Linked DNA regions of Homo sapiens: regions 2 and 3 are each linked to region 1. The links are chromatin contacts, found by Hi-C or POLR2A ChIA-PET in ENCODE. All regions are on one chromosome and are shown on one strand. Each heading gives the region's core, a stretch centred on a gene start or an enhancer-like site at or near the end of the contact. The rest is flanking DNA. Distances are from core to core; before and after follow the strand shown.

Region 1 (3,557 bases), core at 476-2,975:
CCATACCTGGCTAATTTTTAATTTTTTTTTTTTTTTTTTTTAAAGAGATGAGGTCTTGTTATGTTGACCATGCTGGTTTTGAACTCCTGGCCTCAAGTGATCCTCGTAAACTAACTTTGAAACTTATTATAGCAGGCTTGTTGTGATCAGGTGAAGTTATATCAGGCCCAAACTTTGTATGTTTGTCTGACTCCAGTTTTGAATTGCATGAAATGACTTAATCTTTCCATTATTCTGCTTAAAAAACAATTCAAATTTAGGAATGAGACTCCACAATGAAGCCCCACAGCAACGAAAGTGGTCAGCTTGTTTCTAAATGGAAATCCCCAACTGCCACACCACATCAATCATCTGACATATAATCTCACTTCCACTAAGCTGGAATCTACTTTAAACGTCAGGTCTCTGGATGAAGAATTTTAGTTTAGTGGGTTATGTAGCAGAAATGCCTAAATCCAGAGCACTATTTTAGTGTTGGCAGAAATAGCTTCTCTTCAAATAGCAGGGAAGAAAGAACAAGGATTTTAAGTTCAAAGTTTTTGTCTAAGCACATTTTCTAATGTTTCTACCCGTTATCTCATTAAAAAGAATAAAGAAATAGGGGTGGGGATAGAACCACATTCATCTACTTTCATAGAAGGTGCATACTGGAGTCCTGCAGATACAATTTATTTGATCTATATTTTAAAAATTAGGGAAATGCCACATTAGAAAACAGTTCCAGGTTTTTGGTTCTCTTAAGAAACTGGAACCTCTGGGCACAGTGTGTGTGCCTATCTTCTTTTGTGGAAAAGTAGGCTGGAGCTGAGAATTGGCTGCTCTCTTTACACAGGCTCTACAGTTTGCCATTCCCTACCACTCCTGAATGTTTTACACCCATATTTATTTTGTTGCTTCACCCTGCAGTCGGGAGACTCCTGCAGTTTATGAAATTGATACAACAGGGCTTTTTTTTTTTTTTTTTTTTTTGGTAGGGGGTGCAAATCTCTTTGATTTGAGGGGAACGCAGTGGTCGCTTTTGCTTCCAAACAGCCTTAAATCTGCCCGTTTTTCAACGATCTGACCTTACTTTTTCAGGGTGGCCAAAAGCACAAAATTATGAATCAAAGAATGGTCCCCAATTACCACGAGCCAGCTGTGTGACCTTGGGCGACTCCGTTAAGTTCTTTTAGCCAAGAGTGATGAATGGTCTGCAAAACGACCTTAATACCTGTTCTGAATACCCCCACATGGCTGTGGTACAGCAGGCGTGAGATGTTTAAAGTACTCCTAAGTAATTTATAAACTGCAAAACGCTTCCCAGCACAAGCGTCCGCTACAGAGCGCGACGACACCGAGCCGGTTTAGAAGTCCAGTTACTGGAATCCACTCCAGTTCCGTCCTGCTCCCACCTCCTACGCTCAGGGTGGGCGAGCGGAAGGAGACTCTCAAGGGAGAAGGCCTGGAAAACTGGCTAAGAAACGAAGCGAGAAGTTCCTCAGCAGGGGTAAAGTTGTTGGCGGCATTTTTAAGCCCCTAGAGTGGCACAGCGACTCCCGGTCGAGATGACGGACCCCGGTGCGTGACCAGCGCGGGAGCCAGTCCCGGGCCACCTCCCTGCTTGAAGTCGGGCCTGGCCAGTACCCTCCCGGCGCAACCCCGGACCCGGGACCCCCGACTTTGCCCTAGTCCCCAACCCCCACAATCACCTCCCTTGGTCCCCCTCCACGTGACAAGAGCCGGAACCGTCACTTCCGGCGGCGCGGGCAGCGCGCCTGCGCGGGTCGCCCGGCCTCAGTGAGCGGTTGGCAGCAGCGCCCCCCCCCCCCCCCCGCCAACGGCCACGAGTGGCGGGCGGCGCGGGTTCGGCCGGGGCGGCGGCGGCGCGACGGGCTGCGGTCCTGCGGGTTTGTGGCCTGAGACGTCTAGCCCACTCCCTGGAGGGGCCGGCCGCCCAGCCTCTTTCGCTCTCTTCCTCTACCCCGGCTCGCGCTCCAGGCGCTTAGTGAGGCGGCGGGACGCCCGGGGCACTGGCGGAGGCGGCGGCGTCGCCCCTGGATTCGGACCCGCCCCCTCGCGCCCCGCCCCGTCCCCGCCCTCCCCACCGCCCTCTGCGGGAGCCGGGCAGCTGCAGCGGAGCCGCGGAGCGGGCGGCGGGGCCCAGGCTGTGCGCTTGGGGAGCGCGGAATGTGAGGCTTGGCGGGCCGCAGCACGCTCGGACGGGCCAGGGGCGGCGACCCCTCGCGGACGCCCGGCTGCGCGCCGGGCCGGGGACTTGCCCTTGCACGCTCCCTGCGCCCTCCAGCTCGCCGGCGGGACCATGAAGAAGTTCTCTCGGATGCCCAAGTCGGAGGGCGGCAGCGGCGGCGGAGCGGCGGGTGGCGGGGCTGGCGGGGCCGGGGCCGGGGCCGGCTGCGGCTCCGGCGGCTCGTCCGTGGGGGTCCGGGTGTTCGCGGTCGGCCGCCACCAGGTCACCCTGGAAGAGTCGCTGGCCGAAGGTACGGGCGCCCGGGGAGGCTCGGACAGGCAGGTGAGGGAGGGTTGGGGTGTGGCGGCGGCTTCTCCGGGTCCTCGCCCTCCGGACTGACTCTTATACCCCATTCTTCCTCTGCTGCCGGGCCAGCGGGGGCTCCTAAAGAGTGGCTCGGGCTTTCTCTCTTAAGCTGGCTTTTCTTGCCGCTGGCTGCCCCGGCCGGTGCACAGTTCTCTCATGCCTAGTTTAAATCATTTTCTGTGCTTTTTGACGCGAGAAAATAGGTAGTAGACGGGCTAGGAAGTGGGTTGGTGTTACGATTGGGCCAGTGACTCATTAGAGGGTCAGATCGAACAGGGTTGAAGCTCCGTTCTGCCAGCTGTGGCTCAGACGGGTGTCATGCGTTGGCCTTTTCATCTAAGCCTCCACCCGCGCTGCAGGGCATAGGACCCTGCAGCCCCTGGTGTCAAGCTGGGCTTTGCTGCAGCTCAGTCATCTGTTGAAAAACAATGTATTTGTGTGCATGTGTGCGTGTTGGAGGTGATCCTTTGCTCTAAATTCAGTTAGTAGGTTGCACTGAGGAGCAGGTAAACTTGGAGCCCATTTATCTTTGTTATTTAGAATCTTCTCTGTTGGACAAGGTGCTATTCATGCCCTCCCAGTATGTCTCTTTGATAGTAGTTTAAAAGGTGATATAAAAGCAGGTTAACTTTCACTTAACGAGGTTTTGTGGTCGGTCCTTCATGATCTGGAACAGGTTATGACGGCAGGTAGAAGTCTACTTACAAAAAAAGTTTACTCCATTTTAAAAGAAGAACTTAGAATTTAGTTTTGTATTTCTGGCATAATTGCCTTGTAGAAAATACTTGCCCTGTGTGCTGCATGCTTCATTGGCCTTTGAGTTTTTAGTTGCAAAATGATACTACAAAATAAACACTTTAAAAGAAATACTTTTTGTTGATAAATGGCCCTTTTAAGTTCTATGGTTAAGATAAAAAAAATCGAAGAGTGGATTCAGTTCTCCGAGCGTTAGACGTTGATGTGGTTTGAAAACAGTAGACTGAGATTCCGCTTGTATTTTTTGAAATGCTATACACAACAGTAA
Region 2 (3,557 bases), core at 471-2,970, 2.7 Mb after region 1:
ATAGTCCCTGATGCCAAGTTGATACTTAATGGTTGCTTCAAGTGACTGGGGGATCCAGCATTGGCAATCACTTTGAACATCAGGGGTTTTTCCTGTATAAGCAGGAATTATTTATAGCCATACAAATTAAATTTCAGGGAAGGTGGGGTGGGTAGGGAATGACTAACATTATTGAGCACTATATGTATGTATATATGTATATGCCAGGGATTGTGCTAAGTACTTTCCACATATATTTATGTCATCTGCATAACAATCCCTATGCAGCATCTAGTAGTATCTCTATCTTCACAGAAGAGAAACCTGAAGCTCAGAAAAAGTGTTTATAAATTGCTTAAGAACAAATATCTAATAAATTACAAAGCCAAGATTTGGACCCAGCTGGGCCTGATACCAAAGATTATGTTCTTTGTATGACAAGGAGGACACAGTCTATGGAGCAGACACATAAATAATTAGGTGAATTTGCATTGTAATAAGTGCTGTAACTGAAGTAAATCCAAAGCAAATGGGCTTTCCATTACCTCAGTGCTTATATTGCAGTTTAAGGTGGAAGCAAAGCTGCGTAATGATCAAGATCACCCACAACGGAAACAGGAAGAGCTTGGTTCAAATGTAGCTCAGTGTGAACTTGAACAAGTGGTTCAATCATTCCAAGCTTCAGTTTTCTTATTCATAAGATTAAAATAATCAAGCTTATTTTAAAAATAAAATTAAATCATGCATATAATGTCATTAGCACCTTATCTGGAACATAGAACTTACTCAAGAAATTGTAGCTAATTAAATATAATTATCATCACTATTCAGTAGCCTCTTTCATCTTTAATACCTCGGCCTCTTCCAAACACCTTTAAAAAGTGTGACTATATTTGCTTATCTATATGTGTGATTTCATTTTGTGTTGTTGAAGGACCATTTGAAAGTTGCAGACACCCATAAAAATACTTTAATGTGAATCTTTTAAAAATAAGGACATTCTTGGCTGGGCACGGTGGCTCACGCCTGTAATCCCAGCACTTTCGGAGGCTGAGGCGGGTGGATCAAGAGGTCAGGAGTTTGAGACCAGCCTGGTCAACATGGTGAAACCCCGTCTCTACTAAAAATACAAAAGTTAGCTGGGCGTGGTGGCGGGCACCTGCAATCCCAGCTACTCAGAAGGCTGAGGCAGGAGAATCGCTTGAACCCAGGAGGTGGAGGTTGCAGTGAGCCGAGATCACACCACTGCACTCCAGCCTGGTTGACAGAGCAAGACTCCATCTCGAGAAAATATATATAAATAAGGACATTCTTGTGCATAGATAATGATATAATTGTCACCTAAAAAAAAGCAACAATATCCCCTAATATCCCTAATATGATCTAATTTCTAGTACATATTTAAATTTCCTAAATTGTTCCCAAGGACATTTTGAACCAGGATATACTCAAGGTTCATGTGTTATATTTGGTTGGTGTTTCTTTATTCTCTTTTAATTTTTATCAGTTCTTACCTCATTTCCAACCTTTTCTTGCTTTTCTTGACATTGTCTTTTTTGAAGAAGCCAGGACATTTGGCTTAGTACCAATTTCTGAACTTGTTTGATATTTTTCCTCAAAGTGTCATTTAACTTGTTCTTCTATCCTCTCTGTTATCTATACCTTGGAATGCAGGTCTTATGCCCCTATTGCTTTTAAGTGAAACATTGTGGCAAGAATGTTTCCAAGTCAATGCTACGTAGTTCATATTACTTCACATCAAAATTTCCATGACCACTTCCTCTTCAAAATATTGTGTGGTTTCCTAGCTATCTCTGAGGTCTGGCTAGACTAGTGGTTTCAACTCTGTCTTCACTTAGAAATCACTGGGGAGTTTTAAAAAAATATTTGTTCCTGAGTTATACCCCTAGAAATTCTTGACTTGGACAAAGGGATTGGTATTTTTGTAAAGCTCCCCAGGTGATTTTCATGTGTTAACTGGGGTAAAAAGGAACTGGTTTAGAATATAAGCTCTGAAAAGCAAGGGGTACACCTTCCTTATTTACTACTACATATTCTCAGAGTTGAGCAGATGGCTTGGCTCATAATTACTACTCAATATTACATGCTGAATTAATTAATTATTAGTTAATTAACATTCAGCTTACAGTCAACCTCATCTTCTTCCTTTCATACTTCTTCCTTTCATACTACATGGCGTACTATGAAGCCAACAGGTTAATTTTATAGCATCTTTAGAGAAATCACAATAGGCCACTGCTTTGCAAATTTCTGAAAACTACATATCAATGGGAAAAGAATCATTTTCAAACTTCTGAGAAAGGAAAAATGAGCAAACAATCATTCAGCTATAGTGTTACATTAGTTATGCTGCAGACAATTCACTCTCTGTTTTTCTTTTCACATTACCAGTTCTTCCAGTTCTTATTTTAATGACTGGTAGAAAGATTCCAAAATTACTTAAGGTGAAAGAAAGATCAGGAGTTTGTCTTGGTTGTAACTGTTGTTGTTTTAAAGATACTGAGCAAATTTTAACCATGTGGAGGAATGCTATAGAAAGAGAAGGATTTAGGGTATAGTTATACTTCTATTTGTTTGAATTTGACTTTGGCCAAATCCTAAGAACAGAATGAAAAAAGGTGTATGACTCATACGTGATTGCCACAATTCTACACCTGTAGCTTCAAATAAAAAGGAGTCAAGAATGAGTATCTTCTTGAAAAAAAAAAAGATAACCAGAGCAAATTTAGGAAATGATGAATATACACTTATTTACTGTACTGTTACTAAGTGAAAATCACTAATAATCCAATAGAAAATCAGAAAAAGACATAAACATACAGTTTGTACCTGAAAAGGCTTTTATACTGATAAAAAAGGGTCACTCTCACTCACAATAGCAAAATTGTAAATTAAAACTAATTCTGAGATCTTTTCCTTTAACTCATAAGATTTCCTTTAACTCATAAGAAAATCTACCATAGTGGAGGAATACGAATGCATATATGTTTTGATCAAATAATACCAACTAAGGAAAATTATTGTATAGATACCTTCCACTCATTATGTGAAATATCACATAAAGAACATTACTCATTCCATTATGAGAAAAGATTAGAAGCAACTATCCATCATTAGTGAATTCGATGAATAAATTGTATTTATTTAATAAATAAAATGTAATAACAGAATCAAACACTTTGCAGTATAATAGGAAACCACAGGGACACTACGTATTGATATGGAATGCTAATATATTGTTTAGTGAAAAAATATATAGAATCATTATGTAGAGTATCCTACAATATATATAAAAGAGGGAGACCAGGTATGATGACTCACATCTGTAATCCCAACATTGTGGGAGGCTGAAGCAGGAGGATCACTTGAGACCAGGAGTTAGAGAGCAGCCTGGGCAACATAGTAAGAAAAAAATGTTTTAAAAAATTAACTGGATGTGGTGGTGCATGCCTGTAGTCCCAGCTACTCAGGAGGCTAAGGTAGGAGAATCACTTGAGCACAGGTCTTACTCTGGGAGGCAGAACAAGACCCTGTTTTTGTTCGTTTGTTTGTTTGTT
Region 3 (3,557 bases), core at 305-2,804, 2.6 Mb before region 1:
GCTCAGACAGTGGGCCTTGTCTTCCCTTGGCAATGTGAACTTTAAAAATTACATTATGCTTTGCCATGGTGCTTTTTGAAAAACTGCCTTTAACTGCCAGATTTCAGGTACTCACTTAATTACTTTTGGAAACTCAGTTAAAGGAAGATATCCATTGCCACCTGGAATAAAATAGCTTTACTGACTGGAGAGTGCAGTGATTCAAAGTAGACTAGGCCTGGGCTTTTTTATCTGGCCGCAGCAAGTGCAGACCAGTGGGAGAAATGAAGCGTGCAGTTATGGATGCTAACAAGAAAGGCTGCTGCTCCAGTGATTATTTTTCTTTTTTAAGGAAAAAATGATCCCAGTAATTCTCTTTTGTTCCTCTTTTGACACAGCTTGGTGGATGTGGGGGAAAGGGCAGATGAAATGACCAGTGAAATCAAAAGATGAAGTCTTCTTAAAGGACTGGCTCTCCAGCCCAATCATCTAGAGGAAGAGACAAGTTCAGATTCTTGTAGGGTATCTAAATGCATCTGTGCCTGAAAATTATGGCCGTTTGAGAAAAACAAGAATTCATGGTGAGACAAAGCAACACAGACTGTTGGTACAAGATACAAAGCCACTAAGTCAGCGTTCAGCAAAGACTGATGGATGAATTGTCACCCAGCCTAAAGGACTGGCCCAGCTACCAACTGCCCCTGCCCAGCCCAAGAGGGCAAGAACACAATAGACCGCACACCCACGTCTCATCCCCAGGCGCACACCACTTCAAAGGCTACAGCAAGCAGACAACATAACCTGCCTCTTCTGCGGTGTCTTTCATTCAGTTCTGTTTCTTCATGAAGTGGGAAGGAAACAAGTTTGGGCCCACCTGAGATTGGGGTGTAGACGGAAGGAGTGGGGAGAGATGCAAACGACAGAACACAACCGAAGGCCTTTTTAAAAGTCAGGATCCATAGCCTTACTTATCACTGTAAAGGGAACAGAGTCGGCTCCATCCTTCCTCATCCTTCTTTAACCCTCGCCTACCAAGCCCTGGAAGACAGGGACGCAAGAAGAGCTCTAGCGCGGAGGGTCTGCCTGAGTGCTGGTCTTTCCCATACAAGATGTAGCAGCAGGGATGGGAGGGTGAGCTGGACGACTCCACAACACACACACAGCCCGCCCCGCCTCACCTTCTCGATACTCTGGTCTACAGCCTTCTGGAAGACCCGGGCCACCAGCAGCGTGACGCTGGTCACCAGCAGGAGCAGGGACAACGTCCCCGCCGTGTAGAAGCAGCATCGGCCCATTCTGTGCGCCGCTCACGGGCCGGGCCGGGCCGCACCCGCCAGGGATCCAACTGCAAGGAGGGAGGAGCCGCCGCAGAGGCGTCGAAGACCCGGGACCCTTCGGCGCCACGCCCACGCCCTCCCGGCGCACGGTTCGTGCGCGCAGCTCTGGGCTCCGCGGCCTGGCGAGCGCGGCCCCGGGTGCACCGGGCGGATGGGGCCGCGGAGGGACGGGCCCGGACTCGGTTTCGGTTTCCTTCGCCGGGCAGCCGTGGCGCCCGCCTAGCGCAGCTCGGGAGAGTGCAGGGAGCGCGCAGGGACGTGACGTTCGCGGGCCGGGCTCGCCGCAACCCCGCGAGGCAACCGCCGGCGACTGCGCGGGGAGGCGGGCGGGGGCGGAGGCCGCAGTCATGTGCCCTGCGGCGGCGGCAGTGATTCGGCCCGCGCCCTCCCCGGCCGGTCCCCGGTGGCCCTGAGTGGCTGCGGCGCCTGAGCCAGGCCCGGCCTGGCCGCTCCCAGCGCCCTGCACCGCAGGCCCAGCGCTCGCCCCACCGAAATTGCCGAACCTGGTTCACACACTCATTTACTCATTCCGCAGATAGGTCTGAGGGCCTCCCATGGGCCACGCGCTGGGGATTCAAGGTGGCTGGGACATTCCCCTGCTCTAGAGGCGCTCGCAAGTTAGCGGGGACACCGTTACCGCAATTACAACACAATGTAGCAAGTGCTTCTACCAGGTGCCTGCTGAGATCATGCCAGCAAGCATGTTCTGCCTGGATGACCTAGGGCCCCACATTGAACTGGGGCCTGGGGGATGCATAAGTTTGTCACGTAAGGGGCATGTGCAAGAATGGAAGATGTGCAAAAAAGGGAGGAGGAGGCATTTCACGGAGAAGGAAACGGTGAGCAAAGGCATTGGGGGTGAAAGAGCAAAACCTGTAGGAAGCAAGAAGGAAGTTCCTTTTGACTGTAGGCTCAGGTGTTCAGGGGGTGGAGTCGGAGGTGTTGAGGCCCCAAGAGGTCAGACTTTGAAGGGCTCTTGGTATCCTGTTAAAGATGTGGAAGTTGGGAAGGAGCTTAAAGCAGGCATCGCTGGTGTTCTTGCCTGCTTTGCTCACTGTGGTGTCCCAGACACCCAGGACCAAGACCTGCACACAGCCAGGACTCAAGAAGTGTTCGTTAAATGAGTGTTTCTTCTACGCCAGCCCTTTACTAGTTTCTTTGCACAGTTCTACTCATTTAATACCCTTGGCAGTCCTATGAATAGGAGGTTGTGTTTGTCCCAGTCCTCCAGAAACAGTCCCAGATGGGGGTACTATGCAAGAGAGTTTTGAGGGAAAACAGGGAGCTGGACCTGGGATGCAGGTGTGATCCTTGTGAAGGAAAGAGGCAAGCAAGGAAGGAAGGTTGGGTGGAAGGAAGCATTTGATATATATACAGTCCATGTATAAAAAGTTCAGCAAGGCCATTGGGGTGGGGAATCCTTTAGCCAAATGGGCTTGTCCCAGAAGTCTGGCATCTCCCAGAAAGAGGCCCGCCTTAGTATCCCTGCTGTGCTCAGTCATGAGCTGGGAGCAGCCTTAGGAAGCTGGCCTTTGCAGCAACCTAGGGATAAATATCAGGGTATGGATTTCAGCAGAGCTCAGCAGTTGAGGCGGAGCCATTGGTCAGTTATGCTATCTACACTGCAAGATCCAAGAAGTACATTTTCTTGGCAACTATAGTGTATTATCCTCATTTTACACTCAAGAACACTGGGGCTCTGAGTTAAGTAACCTAACAAGCTCAACTGGTTGCTGAGTGGTGGATCCTGCTTGAACCAGGATGTAGGGCTGGCTGTTGGCTTCCAAAACCCTCACTTTTTCTACTCTGCGCATTGCTGCATCCCGATCTGTCACTAATGAGAATCTGAGGACAGCAAATCAGTTAGGAGGCTTTGTTGAGGACTTGGTGAGATAGCATGATGGTTTAAAAATGGTGGCAAATTATTTGTTACTCCTTTCGTTGAGAGGTGGGGTCTATACTTTCTCGCTTTGAATTTGGGCAGGTTTTAGCAATTTGTTAAACCAATAGAATACAGTGGAAATGACCATATCCTGGAACTTCTGAAGCTAGATCATAAATGCCTTGCAACTTCTGCTGGGGCCTTTGCAAATTCTTGCTCTTGGAGCCTCAAGTCACCCCTAAGTTCAGCTACCCGGAGACTGCTGCAGAGAACATGGGAAAGACTGTGGGGAGAAGCCCTGAGTCTGTAGGAAGAGAAATGTCCCACCAGTCCCCAGCTGTCCCTAGCCTTTTGAGTCA

What was found. Hi-C counts contacts between places; a loop is a spot of excess contacts on that map. ChIA-PET counts read pairs that join two places held with the same protein, here RNA polymerase II (POLR2A). Pooled maps may share reads with other maps.
Region 2: a loop to region 1 is called in a map of tibial artery, with 30 times the contacts of the local background. The contact joins the enhancer-like site here to the promoter of BMP2K-DT in region 1. A Hi-C loop is called at or near these places in 2 of 168 maps with a recorded cell type or tissue (CD4-positive, alpha-beta memory T cell and tibial artery) and 6 of 50 pooled maps. POLR2A ChIA-PET finds 5 or more read pairs at or near these places in 1 of 52 experiments (activated T-cell).
Region 3: a loop to region 1 is called in a map of CD4-positive, alpha-beta T cell, with 5 times the contacts of the local background. The contact joins the promoter of SCARB2 here to the promoter of BMP2K-DT in region 1. A Hi-C loop is called at or near these places in 1 of 168 maps with a recorded cell type or tissue (CD4-positive, alpha-beta T cell) and 10 of 50 pooled maps.

What each region holds. Positions count from the first base shown.
Region 1 is chr4:78,774,245-78,777,801 of GRCh38, forward strand. It overlaps BMP2K-DT (BMP2K divergent transcript), which reads right to left and starts at 1,726. Exons shown (of 1, transcript NR_186689.1): 1 at 1-1,726. BMP2K (BMP2 inducible kinase) reads left to right here and starts at 2,106. Exons shown (of 16, transcript NM_198892.2): 1 at 2,106-2,477. The coding sequence starts at 2,300. RefSeq lists enhancers at 1,342-1,972, 2,605-3,235 and silencers at 1,439-1,688, 1,779-2,448, 2,810-3,010.
Region 2 is chr4:81,490,396-81,493,952 of GRCh38, forward strand. No RefSeq gene overlaps it. Among named protein-coding and RNA genes, the nearest start is that of RASGEF1B, 20 kb to the left of the region's middle. RefSeq lists an enhancer at 3,229-3,557. Within about 2 kb of position 1,721, at least 5 of the 41 ENCODE cell types and tissues checked have a DNase peak (open chromatin) inside an H3K27ac peak, as active enhancers do.
Region 3 is chr4:76,212,270-76,215,826 of GRCh38, forward strand. It overlaps SCARB2 (scavenger receptor class B member 2), which reads right to left and starts at 1,555. Exons shown (of 12, transcript NM_005506.4): 1 at 1,158-1,555. The coding sequence starts at 1,274. It also overlaps a transcript of FAM47E not described here. RefSeq lists silencers at 956-1,360, 1,274-1,893.